Regions from separate parts of the Homo sapiens genome. Here region 2 is linked to region 1. Evidence: chromatin loops called from intact Hi-C (ENCODE). Cell type or tissue: GM12878. All regions are shown on one strand. Each heading gives the region's core, and the rest is flanking DNA. Links, peaks and the distances in the headings are about the cores only. Region 1 overlaps RSU1 (Ras suppressor protein 1). Region 2 overlaps RSU1 (Ras suppressor protein 1).

What was found. Peaks named below come from ENCODE experiments on the same cell type or tissue, not always from the same donor. Only the 100,000 strongest peaks of a DNase experiment are listed, where the experiment ranks them.
Region 2: it touches region 1 in a loop (2.4-fold over the local background); 3 of 110 quality-filtered maps call a loop at or near these places.

Annotation. Positions count from the first base shown.
Region 1 is chr10:16,582,719-16,591,053 of GRCh38, reverse strand. RSU1 (Ras suppressor protein 1) reads left to right here. Exons shown (of 9, transcript NM_012425.4): 9 at 1-443. Among named protein-coding and RNA genes, the nearest start is that of C1QL3, 65 kb to the right of the region's middle. RefSeq lists an enhancer at 4,359-4,598. In GM12878, for the core only: no CTCF peak of the experiment used is centred there; DNase peaks (open chromatin) are centred at 4,503 and 5,743; H3K4me3 peaks cover 1,261 bases; H3K27ac peaks cover 2,699 bases.
Region 2 is chr10:16,764,326-16,772,660 of GRCh38, reverse strand. It overlaps RSU1 (Ras suppressor protein 1), which reads left to right. Exons shown (of 9, transcript NM_012425.4): 4 at 8,151-8,271. Among named protein-coding and RNA genes, the nearest start is that of RSU1, 49 kb to the left of the region's middle. In GM12878, for the core only: no CTCF peak of the experiment used is centred there; no DNase peak of the experiment used is centred there.

The DNA.
Region 1 (8,335 bases), core at 226-8,225:
TGTAGTCCCAGCTGCTCAGGAGGCTGAGGCAGGAGAATTGATTGAACCCGGGAGGCAGAGGTTGCACTGAGCTGAGATTAAGCCACCGCACTCCAGCCTGGGCGACAGAGCAAGATTCCGTTCCCAAGAAAAAAAAATTGTTCAACAATAAGGGCAAAGGGAGAGAATCATAACATCTGATTAAACAGAAAAAGCAAGATTTTTAAAACTAACTATATAAGGATGGTCCCAGCTGTGTCAAAAGGAAGCTTGTTTGTAATACGTGTGCATAAAAATTAAATAGAGGTGAACACAATTATTTTAAGGCAGTTAAATTATCTCTGTATTGTGAACTAAGACTTTCTAGAATTTTACTTATTCATTCTGTACTTAAATTTTTTCTAATGAACACATATACTTTTGTAATCAGAAAATATTAAATGCATGTATTTTTCAAAATCAAATTGGTATGTCATGGTATATTATGCAATCCAGGAAATATATATTTAAGCTCAAGGCATAATATAAAATGTCAGGAGGGTTTTTTCTCTTTTTGTTACCAAAATGGATTTCACGTCTTTTCCTACAGTTTTTAGTTACTTGATATCTGGATCAGCAAACAAAATATCCAAAGTTTGAAAGGTGGCCTTTTTTTTTTTTGAGACGGAGTCTCTCTCTGTCACCTAGGCTGAAATGCAATAGCGTGATCTCAGCCTACTGCCACCTCCGCCTCCCGGGTTCAAGCGATTCTCCTGTCTCAGCCTCCCGAGTAGCTGGGATTCCGGCACCCGCCACCACGCCCAATTAATTTTTGTATTTTTAGTAGAGACGGGGTTTCACCATGTTGGCCAGGCTGGTCTCGAACTCCTGGCCTCAGGTGATCCATCTGCCCGCCTCGTCCTCCAAAAGTGCTGAAATTACAGGCATGAGCCACTGCGCCCGGCTGAAAGGTGGCCTTTTCACAAAGATAACCTAACCTTTTTAGCCCAATGATGAAATTAGCTGGCCCCCCCACCCCGCCTTTGATGCCTTGCAGTCTGGTCTTCCAAGTGCTAAGAGCCCACATGGGAAGCCGTGCATATTTTTTTATTCCTCATTCGAAACTTCTTCCACAGGGTTTCTCCCCTTTATGTAAAACACTGTCCTTGCCCACGTGGCTAGGTAGCTTAGAGATGTTATGCAAAATACTTTCATACACATAATCACATGGTTTGTGCAAGAGCCTTGTGGGATAGGTAAGGCAGGTTATTTGAGAATAAACTGTATAATGGTTCTCAGATCTAGGAGAGAAGTGTTTCTCTTTATTTGCTGGAGGTGATATAATGTTTATTAGGAGCCTTTTTTTTTTTTTTTTCAATTAAGGTAGGAGCAAGTAGAAAAAGTGGATGGGCCATTTGGCCACAGAACCACTTCTCTAAGCTTTGTACCGCCCTTATAATCTGTGGAAGCCACGTTAGGAAATACTCTGTGGGACAAAGCGACAGGCCCCCAGTCACATCAGGTTCACCCTTTGGAATAGAAGTGACTTGTACACCACTCTGCAGAAGTGAATCTTCACTTTGATAAACTTAAATGTAGAAGAGAAAATCCTGTGACTGCAGAGAACTGGGTTGTCCCAATCATTGTGTCCATATTCACTGAAAACACAAGTTGCCCCGTCCATGTTTTTTATCCTGTACTTTTACCTCCTTCTACAGACTCTGCACACAACACTTGTTTGTTGCCTCAGATTGCAAAGTTAAGTCACTAATAGTTCAGTTTCTAATAAAGCTTCGTAGTCATAATATCCCACAAGTACTATGTTAGAAAATCCTCTAGTCTCTACCTGCAAAACATAACATGAACTGAAGACTTTGCACCATCTTCTTCCACACTGGCCCAGGTCACCCTGCCTTCTTGCCTGCTCCACTCTGGTATCCTCTGGTGGGGCTCCTGCTTTTGCTCTTGCACTGAGATCTCCATGCAACAGAGCAAATTTTTATGTGCTGACATCACATCAGGACGCTCTTCTGCCCACTGTCTTCCAGTGAAGTCCCCTTGTGTCTTTCACTCAGAGTGAAAGCCTAGGTTACCAGGGTCTAGGGTCCCCCTACTCCTCCAGGTTCTTCCCCCTTCAAGACTTTTGTGCAGGTGATCCTTTTCTAGAATGTTCTGCCAAATGTATACCTGTAACTCCTTCATCTACTTCAAATCCTGGTTAAACAGTCACTTTCTCAACAGAGCCTCCCCTGATTACCCTGCTTTAAATTTGCAATTTATTTTGTCCGTCACCTGCCTTCCACCCCCAGCGAAGTAGAGGTTCCTCCAGGAAAAGGGTCAGCCAGCTACAGCTCAGAGGCACCCAGAAGCCAAACCTGGCCCACGCCTGTTTTTGTAAATAAAGTTGTGGGAACACAGCCATTCTCATTCACTTAAGGTCTGTGGCTGCTTTTTTCTTTCCTTTTTTTCTTTTTTAATTTTGGAAAGGGAGTCTCCCTCTCTTGCTCAGGCTAGAATGCAGTGACACAATCTCAGCTCACTGCAACCTCCACCTCCAGGATTCAAGTGGTTCTCATGCCTCAGCCTTCCAACTAGCTGGGATTACAGGTGTGCACCATCAGACCGAACTAATTTTTTTTTTTTTTTTTTTTTTTTTTTTTTGAGACGGAGTCTTGCTCTGTCTCCCAGGCTGGAGTGCAGTTTGGCTCACTGCAAGCTCCGCCTCCCGGGTTCACGCCATTCTCCTGCCTCAGCCTCCCGAGTAGCTAGGACTACAGGCACCCGCCACCATGCCTAGCTAATTTTTTGTATTTTTAGTAGAGACGGGGTTTCACCATGTTAGCCAGGATGGTCTCCATCTCCTGACCTCGTGATCCGCCCACCTCTGCCTCCCAAAGTGCTAGGATTACAGGCTTGAGCCACTGCGCCCAGCCTAATTTTTATATTTTTAATAGAGACAGGGTTTTGTCATGTTAGCCAGGCTTGTCTCGAACTCCTGGCCTCAACTGATCCATCTGCCTCAGCCTCCCAAAGTGCGGGGATTACAGGCATGAGCCACCATGCCCAGCCAGTCTGTGGCTATTTTTATGTGACCACAACAGAGCTGACTGGCTGACACAGAGACCTTATGGCTCACAAAGCAAAAGGTTTCTACTATCTGGCCCTTTGCAGAGAAACTTCTGCTGATTATTCTATCAACTGTTACATCCCCAGCACCCAGAATGGTGCCTTGTATACAATAGGGGCTCAATAATTATTTAATTGAATAGACTACAAATTGGATACTTGTGATTTGGATGATATAAAGCTAATATTAAGGTAGAGGGAAGGGAAAAAGTCCTAGACATCCCTTTTATACCTCATCATTCTGGGCTACTTTATCAAAGCTGAATTCTCCTAAGGGAAAAAAAATGTATGGATATTATTACAGGTGAGAATTTATGCAACCCTGTTAAGAGTTCAAACCTTTACCTGGATGTTTGGTTTTCCTTATAATTACACAATTGTTTCATACTTGACCATTTAGCCTTCCTCAAACAACCATCAATTTCTTCAGTAACAAAACCAGAAAGGGCTGGCACCCCAATTTACCTGTATGAACCCAGAAGAAGGGTTCATGTCAAAGCCAAAATCCAAACTGGCCTTGTCAATGTGAGTCAATTCAGATGTTTAGAAGCAGCAGAATTGGCAAGTAAAGTGAAAAGTCTCTGTTCTCTGGACATTTTGTGACCTAAAATTAGACATTAATCATTCCTGTGTGTATCTCTCCATTTATAGTATCATGTGATCCTACCATATATGGTGTGTCCTTATTTTTATAATTGATCTTCCCATCAACAACAGCTTTGGGAGACTCCTGGGCTCTAACATCATGTTTCTGTTAAGACTGCATAAACATTTTGTGTATTACCTCTTTCTTACCATATGCTTATTTTGTACACAATAGAATTTGGTGATTGGCCACTGTTAAATTTCCCTCTTAATCTATTTTCTTTTACTAATAATAGCACTCATTGATTGCAGCCTGTTCATGTATCAGGCACTTTGTTTCCTTTCATTCTCACTCAATGGATATCCTCATCTTGTGGGAAATTTGACCTCAGAGAAATTAAGGAACTTCCCGCAAGAGCCCACAGCTGGCAAGTGGCAGAGGAAGGATGGAAAAGAACATGCATTTGACTGTAGAGCTAATGTCCTTTCCTTAATCCCACATCACACTCTGCTGTCAATCAAGACTCCCTTGGCCTATCCAAAAGGCAGCAATTTTCCTTCCGATGAAGGAAGTTTCTGCTTTTGAGCTCCTTAAGTGTTCATTTTATTAACACATTCAAGTTACTGCATGATGACAGCTTTACCCCATTTCTATAAATGACAGAAACCTTTGGTTTCTGCTGTCTCTGTTCCTCATGCTTGGTCAGGCGACAGCATCTCTCTGATGGTTCAGTGATGGATTGACCAAAGCGGATAAGCCTCACTTCTGAGAATAACTTTGCCCTTTCCCCGTCTCATCCAGAAATTCACTTCCAACACTGTCCTATCAGTGAACTATTTTACTCCAAAGGGGATTCCCTCATATGACCCACCCAAAGAGCAGCGCTTCCTGAAATAGATAGAGAGTGGCTTTGGGTTTCGTTTTGAGGCAGGTTTGGGCTAGCATCATCAGACCACCTGGAGACTTTGTTTTTTAGTCATTCAATCAGAGACTGAGGGCTGGGTGAGGTGGCTCACATCTGTAATCCTAGCACTTTGGGAGACCACGGTGGGAGGATCGCTTGAACTCAGGAGTTAGAGACCAGCGTGCAACATAATGAAACGCTGTCCCTACAAAAAAAATTTTTTAGCCAGATGTGGTGGCACAGGCCTGTGGTCCCAGCTACTCGGGAAGCTGAGGTGGGAGAATCACCTGAGCCTGGAGATGAGAATTGCAGTGAGCTGTGAACTTGCCACCGCACTCCAGCCTGGGTGACATGGTGAGACTCTATCAAGGAAAGGAAAAAGGAAAGGAGAAAGGAAAGGAAAAGAAAGGAAAAAGGTAAAGAAAAAGGAAAAGGAAAAGGAAAACCAGAGAGGAGAGACCGCATCTCATCCATCCTGGTCTCACAGCTAGTGAGTACCTGAAACCTTGGACATTCAAACATTATTGCATGCATGTTCCGTTTCCACTGGAAATTTCTAATGCCCTACTGACATTTTTCCCTAAGCATTTATACTCCCTCTATAAATGGAGAGACCATGTCCTGTGATGGGATATAGGAGTCAGCCAATATCTCTATGTTTTCAGACCCAGGAATTGGGAGTGAATTAAGCAATCAGGGTTGGATACAAATATAGCATTATCAGAAAAGACTTGTAATTAGAATTGCTCATCTCCAGTTACTTATGGTTTGTGTCAGACCCTCCTTAGAATCAACAAGACTTCAGTTACATAGCTGACATACACACAGCTCCCTGGGGTCAAGAATTGTGCTGTCCCCCAACGTCCACCCCAGGAAGCCTCCCAGTGTCTGCATTCAAAGGACCAACTTTATCTGTCTCTGGAGACACAGTCTTCTGTATACATCTACTGCCCAGCACATTCTGATGCTGCCATTTCCAGTGTACAGATGTTGTCAGCAAAACTGACTCCTTCCTGCCCTAGGAAGAAAGCGCTTCCACTCACTAATAGCTGAAAGCAGGGAAAGAAGCACAGTCCATTCATAACTCCCCCAGAGCGCCACCCAAAATAGCCCTGCCACACCAGGTGGACAATCTCACTGTTTGTGTGGGCTGCTGTATTTGTCATTGTGCAATCAGGATTTTAACAAAGAGCCACTTTTTAACTCGCCGTGCACAATGCAGCTGTGAAACCAGTATTTTCATTAAGGAAGGCTGGGTCTGAGATGCAGATCATCAAACCATTTAGCAGCTCCAGTGTGACGTGGAGCTTTGCTGTTGCCGGTTAGGATCAGTAACTGGAAGGATTTGAATGAAAGGCCATAAAGACATGAGGCCAGGCACAATGGCTCATGCCTGTAATTCCAGCACTTTGGAGGCCAAGGTGGGAGGATCTCTTGAGGCCAGGAGTTTGAGACCAGTCTTGGTAACATAGGGAGACACTGTCTCTACAAAAAAATTCTTTTTTTTTTTTTTTTTTTTTTTTTTTGAGACACAGTCTTGGTCTGTCACGAAGGCTGGGGTGCAGTGGGGCGATCTCTGCTCACTACAACCTCTGCCTCCCAGGTTCAAATGATTCTCTTGCCTCAGCCTCCCAAGCAGTTGGGATTACAGGCATGCGCCACCACACCCAGCTAATTTTTTTGTATCTTTAGTAGAGACGGGGTTTGGCCATGTTGGCCAGGCTGGTCTTGAACCTCTGACCTCAGGTGAACCATGCACCTTGGCCCCCCCCAAGGTACTGGGATTACAGGCGTGAGCCGCCACCATGCCAGGTCTAAAATAAACATCCTAAAAATTAGCCAGGCATGATGGCAAGCACCTATAGTCCTAGCTACTTGTTTCCTAGGCACACTATATTCAAATACCACCAACGTGGTGGCTTGTATTCTCTAACATTGCTCTTCACCATGAAGAGCAATTAGCACAAATTGAGTTCACCATTGCACCGATGTTTCATAAACTGTCATAAAATCAGAGCTCTACAAAGACACTAATATGAAATATTTAGAAATAGTCCTTGCAGATGTAGTTAGTGATGTTAACTACATCACTAGGTAGGCTGGGGCTGGAGGATTTCTTGACCCCAGTAGTTCTAAGCTGCAGCAAGCTATGATCATGCCACTGCCCTCCAGCCTGGGTAACAGAGCAAGACCCTAGCTAAAAAAAAAAAAAAAAAAAAAAAAAAAAAAATGGTATGAGAAAGTAGTTATTTAAACCTCAGGTGTGTAAAAGATACTGGTGTCCCTGCTGGCTGGGAAGACCCCGCAGAGAGTTGGTCACACTTGCCTGCCTTGGACACTGTTCTGGGTTGAAGAGTGTGTCTCAAAGATTCATGTCCACCGGAACTCTCAGAATGTGACCTTATTTAGAAATAGTCTTTGCAGATACAGTCAGCCATGTTCAAATGAGGTTATTCTGGATTAGGGTGAGCTCTAAATCCAATGACAGTGTCCTTATGAGAAGGCTGTGTGCCAACACAGGGACATGCAGGGAAGAGACCACTTGATGAAACAGGCAGAGATTGGAGGGATACAGTAATAAGCCAAGAGAGCCTAGGACAGCCAGAAACAGGAGAAGCTGAAAGGGGCATGGAAGGGTCCTTCCCGTGAGACTTCAGAGGGATCGTGGTCTTCCTGACACCTTGATTTTTGGACTTCTCACCTCCAGAAATGTAAGAGAACACATTTCTGCTAGTTTAAGCCACCACGACATTGGTGGTACTTGGATATAGTGCACTTAGTAAACAAACACAGGCGCCCAGAACGAAGCTCAGAGCAGACGCTGCAACATGAAACGTTGCCTGCAGTGGTTGCCACTGTACTCAGAACAGGGAAGCCAGAGCAAACCAGGGCTGTCTGGCTCTGCATTCCGTTGTTGGCAGGCGCAGAACTATGTGTGACCAACTGCCTTGGATGAGGCAAATCAGCCTGGGCAGTGAATCCCCCGGAGTGCCTTGGGGACATTCTCTACCCCAGCCTTGTGTTTCCGGCTCCCCATTTAAGAACCCAAATGGGGCCAGGCACCGTGTCTCATTCCTGTAATCCCAGGACTTTGCAAGGCCAAGGCGGGCAGATCACCTGAGGTCAGGTGTTGGTGATCAGCCTGGCCAACATGGCAAAACCATGTATCTACGAAAAATACAAAAATCAGCCAGGCATGGTGGCAGGCACTTGTAATCTCAAATGCTTGGGAGGCTGAGGCAGGAGAATCGCTTGAGCCCCAGAGGCGCAGGGTGCAGTGAGCCGAGATTGTGCCATTGCACTCCAACCTGGGCAACAGAGGGAGACTCTGTCTCGGGAAAACAAAACAAAACCAAACCTGAAAGGTTCCTATTTCACCAGGTAGCTTCTGTTGCTAAAATAAAGTCTAAGAACAGAATTATCTCTTCTGTGGAAAGAAAATCTTTTTGGTTACCTCATTAAAGAATTCTCCTTTCTTTGTAGGAGTTGGGTGACATTCTATAATCATTGTTGATTTTCTGATCCAGAGCTATAAACAAAGACAAAAAGATTCAATATGAAAAGGTTTGTTTTTGTGTTTTATTTTTCCTGAGCTGGCTAAATTATGGGTTTTTTGTTGTTGTTGCCTAGGTAAGGCTTACTCAACACAGTTTTATGAACAGAATGAGAAGCTCTCATCTAATTGCCCCCATGAAAAACTGTCACAATGGGTTTGTAATAAGAGTGATTCATGAATTAATTCATCAAAAGACTATTTGTTG
Region 2 (8,335 bases), core at 216-8,215, 180 kb before region 1:
TTTTTTTTTTTTTTTTTTTCATATTCTACTCCTCTCTCTTTCCAGTGTTTTGGAATTTTCTAGGCATTTTTCCTACCCTTCCTTTTCTTACCCTTCGCTGGATGTCACTTCCTCCCCAGGCCACTGAATGCCATTTCCTTTCCTCTCAGTGCTGCCTCTCCCTCCCAGCTCCCCAATTAAAGCTCTTTATTGATGTATGGCTTTGCTGGAGGGGTCGCACATCAGAATTGTAGTGCAATTTAGAAGTGGTGTTCCTGCAAGATTTCAGAGTTCATACGTCCTCCTGAAGATGCTTTGGGAGTTAACACAAGATTCAGGCATTAACTAATTTTTATATCCTCAGAGGAGAAGAAATCCATACTTGTCAGCTTTTTAGGAAATTTGTTTGGTTATGCATACATACTTTTTATAGCTCAGGAACATACATTTTTGCATGTTTGGCTTTATCCTCTAAAATCGACCTTATCACTTGCTTATGCCTTTTTTCCTCTAATTTTCACGTAATTGATTTTTCACATTGCTGGTGAAAGAGTAGGGCCATTGTTTTGCGGTGAGTTAAGCCAGGGGATATTTTTGTTTACTAAAATGACTTAGGCTATAGAATCCTGAGGCAGCTCATGATAGCATAGAGTGAGCGTGTGCTTTTGGGGCACAGGTCCCCAGTAATACTTGTTGTTTATTAACCAAAAGTACATTACCATTGTTATTTATAAAGCTAATAATTGGAGGATGTTGGCCTTTCTTGGCGTAGATGCTTAGATACTTTGCTATTTTATGTTTACCTTGAGGAACATGTAGAACCTTTTAAATGAGAATTTGCTTTACTGTTTCATAAACTTTATGTTTTTAAATAACCTGGAACTACCGTAATTCACTGCTTTAATAGCTGCTTTGGGGTAAATCCCATAAAATCTGTGAAGACAGTTATCATTAGTATACTTTTGAACATCAGAGTCTTGTGGTAATATGTAATTAGTTCATTATTGTCCACCTTGTGTTTTTGGCCAGAAAACAAAGGTAATTAATCACTATAACTACAAATGACCTTTTTTTTTGGCATATAAAGTGCTGAAGAATGTAATTATTCCTACGCGAGAGTGAGAAGATTCTTCTTTATGTATAATCATTAAAATGACATTGAGAACTATGATTTGCTGAAAGAATCGGCATGTATGTAATTAGTCTAGACACCACCTCTGTGCTATGAATGGACTCATGTTCTCCAGTTATTACAGCTAGAGATTAAAAAGGCTGTGCTTTTACTTTGACCATGGATGCCCCATGTCATATTTCATCTAGTTTCTGCTAATTTGATTTTTTCCTCCCTTACTTCATTCAGGCCAAAGGGGGACACTTGTTTTTCACTATCATATTCATCAAATGCTGGGGCAAGGAAATGTTTGCTTTCACCATTTTCTCATAAATGGTCCATCCCTCCCCTCCCGTATATATAATGAAGAGCCTCACTCATTTTCACCTATTCTCATGTTTTTAGTAATTTTTCTAGTGACTTGGTTGTAGTAATGTAACATACTAAGTTATCTAAATAACAAGCTAATTTTAATATCCTCTGCCATCCTCTGTCCTTCTATGCTTTATAAAAAAAGCTGCAGAAATATATGACATTGTGAACATCTGCCCAGGCATTTTCATTTGTTATGACAACAGACAAAAACTTCCTTTTTTTTTTTTTTTTTTTTTTTAAATAGCAATATGTCAGGTTTTTAGAAGCAATACTACTCAGTTTCATTTTGCTGTGACTCATTCTATGTAGTTTCTTTGGGGACTCTTTGGCCCAAGGATTGGTGGCACTTTTGCTTCCTGGAAATGGGCACGAGACAGTAGCGTTGCCTCCATTGCAGCACAAGGGCGGACATGCCGCGATGCCACCTGCTGTCCTGGCCCTGGCTGTGAGCAGTTGCCTCCCACGAAGTACCTGCCTTAAGTCCTCCTCTTCATCCCCTTGCTGTAATTCACAATCCATCACTGGAGGCAGAGGTTGAGCTATCAGTTCACTTGTTTCAAAGAGGCTGGGTCCCCTGGCTTTCATGCCCTGGGCCAGCCCTAGCTCAGGAATCACCAGCTCTGAAAACATCCTTTGGTGCTTCTGCAAAAACAGTTGGGTGTAGTGCAGCCCCCAACTCCCCAGAAGTTTGGTGGAGATGGTGGGTGGAGGTCACCTCCAGATTTCATGCCTGTGCTGCGGAGGGAAAGCGCCATGTGTTTGGAGCAGCTTCTGGCTTCCTGGCAGCCGTGGGTGTGTGTTAGCATGGTGCAGGGTCTAGTGCTGCCCTTCTGGAGCTGAAGAGGACCTGGCTGTCGGTGGTAACCATATGGCTCTAAAGACCAAAGTGTGACCCCCTGACCCTCCCGTGGGCTGCACCCAGGCAGAGCTCCTGTCCTTATGTTTTTTGCGTGGTGCCTGCTGCTCCCAGAGTCTGTCGCTCCTTACGGCTTTGATTTTTTTTTGCCTCAAGGGCCCCAAGATGCTTTTGCTCAAAAAGCCCCCAAATCAGCTGCACCCAAGCCGATCTGTCTGTACCGTCACTACCACCCAGCATCCTGCCATTAGGGTTCAGTGTTTTGAAGCCAAGCAGTAGAGCAGGTGACATCTCTTTGTATGACTACCCTTGGTCATGATGAATTTGCCACTGAGTGACTTAATTCAGTGTGCTAGGGAATTCAAGGCTTTTCTCCTCTGGAAAGTTGTCCGTCTTAAGCAACAGTGATCTTACCATAAAATGCTGTATGGGGAAGCAGAAGTTGACTAGAAAGGGTTTGATTGTAGCATCCACGTTGAACGTGTTAAGCTACCTAGAGTATCATTTGTTTCACGTGTCATCAGTTCCCCAGGCTCAAGAGGCATCTTTATTTGGATCAGATTGATTATTATACTCATCGCATTATCGCATGGGGTAAGGGACATATGTGTTGGATTGATAATCGTGATGCTGCCAATGAATTAAAAGTTTTCTGAGCCAAAAGAGGGTTCCCAGACCAGCAACATCGGCATCCCCTGGGAAGTTGTTGGAAATTCAGAGTCTCAGGCTTTACCCTAAACCTGCTAAATCAGAAACTCCGGGATACCCCTCCATCTGTGTTTTAGCAAGCCATCTGGTGATTCTGACGTCTCTGTGGTTTGAGACCCACTGCCATCGGGTAGGGCTGTGTAATAAAACATTTTGCGGTGATGGAAACGGTCAGTATCCCTGCCATGCAGTAGTGGAGCCACTGGTCACCACATGTGGCTGTCAAGCTCTTGAAATGGGGCTGCTGTGACCAACAATAGCATTCATCATTTTATTTAATTTTGATTAATCTAGATTTAAATTCAAACAGCTGCATATAACTAGTGGCTGTCCAACAGAAAGCCCAGCCCAGAACATACCCTGCTAATTATTATTGTATAAACTCCTAAAATGCTTTGAGTTGTTGGTTGTGGAATTATTAATTTTAGATCATAGAACAGAATCTTCCTTACTCTATTCAACAGAATTGAAACTGCGATTGTTACAACAGGTGATTTTGATTCTTCCTATGGAGGGGAGACAGTTTGTGGGCTGCTGACCAGTTGGGGGAAGCCTATTCTTGAGCTGATTGATTGTTGATTTTGTGAATGTGCATCAGTGGTGCAGTACCGGCTGGCACATGCCTGTTGCAGGTATTACCGATGGCCGTAGATACATGTCCTTTTAGGAGTAAAGCTGTTGCTCAGGAAGGGGCTGTGTCAGTATTTCACGCAGATGGACTTTGGTTTCTCCAGCCTGTCCAGCAAAGTGGAGGTGCTTCTGGCCAAAGAGAAGTTAATGAACCCTTCAGGCACTTTGGGCTGCTTGTGGAACCTTCCAGAAACTGCTGGGGGAGATGGGAGTGCTGAATTGCCAAGTCTGGGCTGGCACGTCAGATGGACAAAACTCTTGAATCACATTCAGTTCTTCAGTTTAGGAGGACCTGAAGGAAAGAAGGTCATGCCGGGTGTGTTAGGCGGAACTGCTGCTGCAAAGTCCAGAAGAAACTTTGAGATTTGTCTCTGGGGTGATGTGACCACATCCTTGTCACCTTTCCAAAACAGCAGAGGCTCTGGGATGAGAGCGTCCCCAGCAGTCCTGTGATCCTGTGGCTAGAGCGAAATGGGACATTGAGGAGCCAGGGGATATCTGAGTCCTCTGGGACTGTTCCCGCAAACCTAGCAACTGAAGTCTCAAAATTAAAGCAGCCATCTTTGGCTAGGCAGAAAATGATACTCAATTCTCTGTCAGAAGCGAAGTTCTACATGACTAAGCTTCCTAATTGAGAGCCCCATTTGTTGAATTATTTAAAGCCATATCATTGATTTTCATAATCCATCTCCTTTTAGAATCCTAGAATGTTAAAATGAGGTGGAAGAGACCTTGGAAATGGTCATAATCCAGCCTTCTTATTTTACAGAGGCCCAGAGAGGTTATGAGTTGAGTGAGGGCACACACAGCACTGTAGGGTCAGGGACCACGTTGCTCTTTAGTTCCTTTGGTGTCATAGGTCAGCTGGGGTCATAGATCAGAAGCTGGACAGATTGATGAAAAAGGATCGTTTCAAAGATGTAAGAAATATACTGATGTGCACTGTTAGCTTTTAAAATGCTTCTTGCTCATGCATCCTGTAGATATCTAGAAAATTCCAGTAGAATATTTTGACTGGTAAAATATTGCAGTGGCCTTTTTGGAATACCTAAAATTGTTCCCGCCACGTATGTATAGGATTTAGTCATAGCACAATTCATATTGCTAACTGGTTATTTTTTTCAGAGAGTTTGGTTGGGAGTAGTTTATTTTCCAAGCACTAGGCCTGTTTCAGTTGATTGACTTTGATACCCTGTCTTTTGTAACTTACTTTCTTTAAATAACATGCCTCTCCTATTTTATCTCCCAGGTATTGAGATGCTGTGTGTGCAAAGTATGGCACTGTGCACCTAATCAGCATTCTCTAAATATTGGTTCAAAGAGTGAATACCATCCCATCCAGAAGGGTCTGCATGTTAATTTCTTTAGATTTTCACTATGGCTGGGGGTTAAAAAAAAATTCCGTATATTGAGGGAGACTATTAGCTGTGTATTATTTTTTTTTCCTCGTCTAGCTTGAATGGAGTCTTAAACGAAAAATTCACATGCTCACCAAAAGGCTGGGAGAGGTTTTGTAAATTGAATATGGGGTTATTGTTTGCGTTCACAAAACAAAGCCCTAAATCACATTTAGCATAATTTGTGGTTTTAAATTGGACTGATTTAGCAAGGAGAGTGAAATAATCTCTCATCCTGTCAAAAAGGCGATACCTTTAGACCAGCATTTAATTGCACTGGCAGAGTAACTTCGGGAAGACGGCAGTAATTCTGGCTGCATTATTCTTGGTTTGTGGCTAAATTGAGATCATCATTTTCTCCTGGTTTCACTAACTTTCCTTATTGCTCTTCAAACTAATCAGATGAATGTGCTCTTCAAACTAATCAGATGAAGGCTTAGTGGTAGCTGGAGGGTGGACAGGGGAGGGATGAGGTCTGTGGGCAGCTGTAATGTATATACTTTATGATCTGGGGGGAGAAGATGACATCCAGTGACCCAGAAGGCACAGCCTGGTGATTTTCTTTTCTTTTTTTTTTTTTTTGGACATAGAGTTTCACTCTTGTCACCCGGGCTGGAGTGTAATGGCTTGATCTCGGCTCACTGCAACCTCTGCTTCCCAGAAGCGATTCTCCTGCCTCAGCTTCCCGAGTAGCTGGAACTACAGGCATGCGCCACCATGCCCAGCTAATTATTTATTTATTTATTTATTTTTTGTAGAGATGGGGTTTCACCACGTCGGCCAGGCTGGTCTCAAACTCCTGACCTCAGGTGATTCACCTGCCTCAGCCTCCCAAAGTGCTGGGATCACAGGAGTGAGCTACCACACCAGGCCAATCTTTTCTCTTCTCGAGATAGAGTTGTACTCTTGTCACCTAGGCTGGAGTGTAATGGCATGATCTTGGCTTACTGCAACCTCTGCCTCCCAGGTTCAAGCGATTCTCCTGCCTCAGCTTCCCGAGTAGCTGGGATTACAGGCGTCTGCCACCATGCCCAGCTAATTTTTGTATTTTTAGTAGAGTCAGAGTTGCACCGTGTTGGTCAGGCTAGTCTTGAACTCCTGACCTCAGATAGTCCACCCACCTCGGCCTCCTAAAGTGCTGGGTTACAGGTGTGAGCCACCGCTCCCGGCCCTGGTGATTTTCTTGGTAATCCCTTACACACAGTGAATACCATTCATTTACACAGAAGTGTTCCATGGACTGTGCACCTAAGAAAGAATGTACATTTGCAGCCACACTGTACAGGTAGGGTTCATTTGCATTCCTGCAGGTATCCCAGAGGGAGGGTTCTGGAGGAACTTTGAGCTGTCTAGATTACCCGATGAAAACTTGTTCTTTTATCAACGGCCACTTCCGGAGCTCGCGCAGGGGCCGCTCACTAGACCACTGCTCCCTGCCCGTGTGCCCCAGTTCAGAGTAATCTGTATTCTTCACAGTCCCTTCTTCCAGTGAAAGCATCTCTTTTACCTTTCACCAAGCCTTACCTCTAAAAGGCCAGTGATACCTTAGACATTTCAGAAAGCTCAAAATGATGACTCAAAACTATAATAAGCAACGTGCCTGTCCCTTTACTTTTGTTCCCCTGGGAGTTATCAATTGGTCGTCTTGAAATGGCTAGCTGCTTAAATATTTTAGATGTATGTTTGGCATTTTACACACACCTTTGTGGTGGTTCTAATCACAGGTGCTCCCGGGTCTGAGTTTAGGTCTGACTGCAGGAAGCAGGTTGGTCTCCCAGCCTCCTGGGGCACCCCTGGAGGAAGCAGATGGGATGGGAAGTAAACCTGACTGATAAGAGACATCACACTTTCTCAGGCTGAGTTCCACGCCCCTGTTCATGTTCTTAGTTATCTGGATAGTCTTGGTATCAGAGTTTACGTGAACCATGGCCAAGCTTATCACCCACAGAAATGTTTGTAGAAAGACTGAATAGCAAGTGGGATAGATGAATTACAGTCTATGGAAACTCCTGCTGCTGCCAATTTACAGTTTGTGCTTTTAAGATAAAGATGCCTTTGGCTTTTACATTTGTATTTTCAAATGTATATATTCTAGGGAAGGAGGAACCTTTCAGGTCCCCAGTGGCTGATTTTCACCTTTGATCTGAATACTAGTATTCATAGCATGCTACTGAGTTGACTTTTTGTATTTCTATATAATAACAGTGTATCGATCTCTTGCTAATCTGATGTAACCTTTGTGTGTGTATATGTATGTATGTGTGTGTGTGTTACTGATCAAGTTAAATTACTCCAGAGGCCAAAATCAGAAACTAGGGAGGGTGAATATTTCATCATTTAAAATTGAGCTTATATTGTTATTAATGCAATGTTAAGAGGACAGCTTTTCAGATACTGGGTTATTTAAGCAGCTTCAATGTACATCATCCCGGAAGGGATTTGGAGATCTCCATCTTTCTTCTGGTGGCAATGCAAGAAAACCAAAAGAAAAAAAAAATTGCACCTATAAGATCATATATGACAACCATAAGTATATATGCTTCATAATACTCATTTTTATAGACTGTTTGTGGTACAGAAATTCTCTTTTGTGCATTTTTGCTCTGTTTCTCCCCCCCCATTAGCCATCTGAAACAAACTGTGCCAAGCACTTAGCTAATCATATACGAAGAAGCATTTCTTCTTCTGACGGCAATGCAAGAAAACCAAAAGGAAAAAAAAAGTTGCACTTAGAAGATCGTATATGACAACCATAAGTATATATGCTTCTTAATATTCATTTTTATAGGCTGTTTATGGTACAGAAATTCTCTGTTGTGCATTTTTGCTCTGTTTCCCCCCTCATTGTCCATCTGAAACAAACTATGCCAAGCACTTAGCTAACCATATATGAAGAAGCATTTAAGCAGCCACTCAGAAGTGAGTGACTGCTTATGAAAAACCTGTAAAAAATAAATAAGACCGGTAGGTGAATTCGATGGCCCTTTTGAAGTTATGTCTTTCTTTGCTTTGAAAGAAAAACAAAATGTGCCGCTGCCATCCCTTGCTAGGAGTTCCATTCCCAGATTCACACTCAGCATTTTTGTTTCCATAGTGGTGCCACCGAACATCGCAGAACTGAAGAATTTGGAGGTGCTCAACTTTTTTAATAACCAAATCGAGGAGCTGCCCACACAGATCAGTAGCCTTCAGAAACTCAAACACCTGAACCTTGGGTGAGTATCAGTGGAGCGGAAAGGATGGAGAGGAAGAGAGTGGAAGGGGCATGCCGGGTAAGGC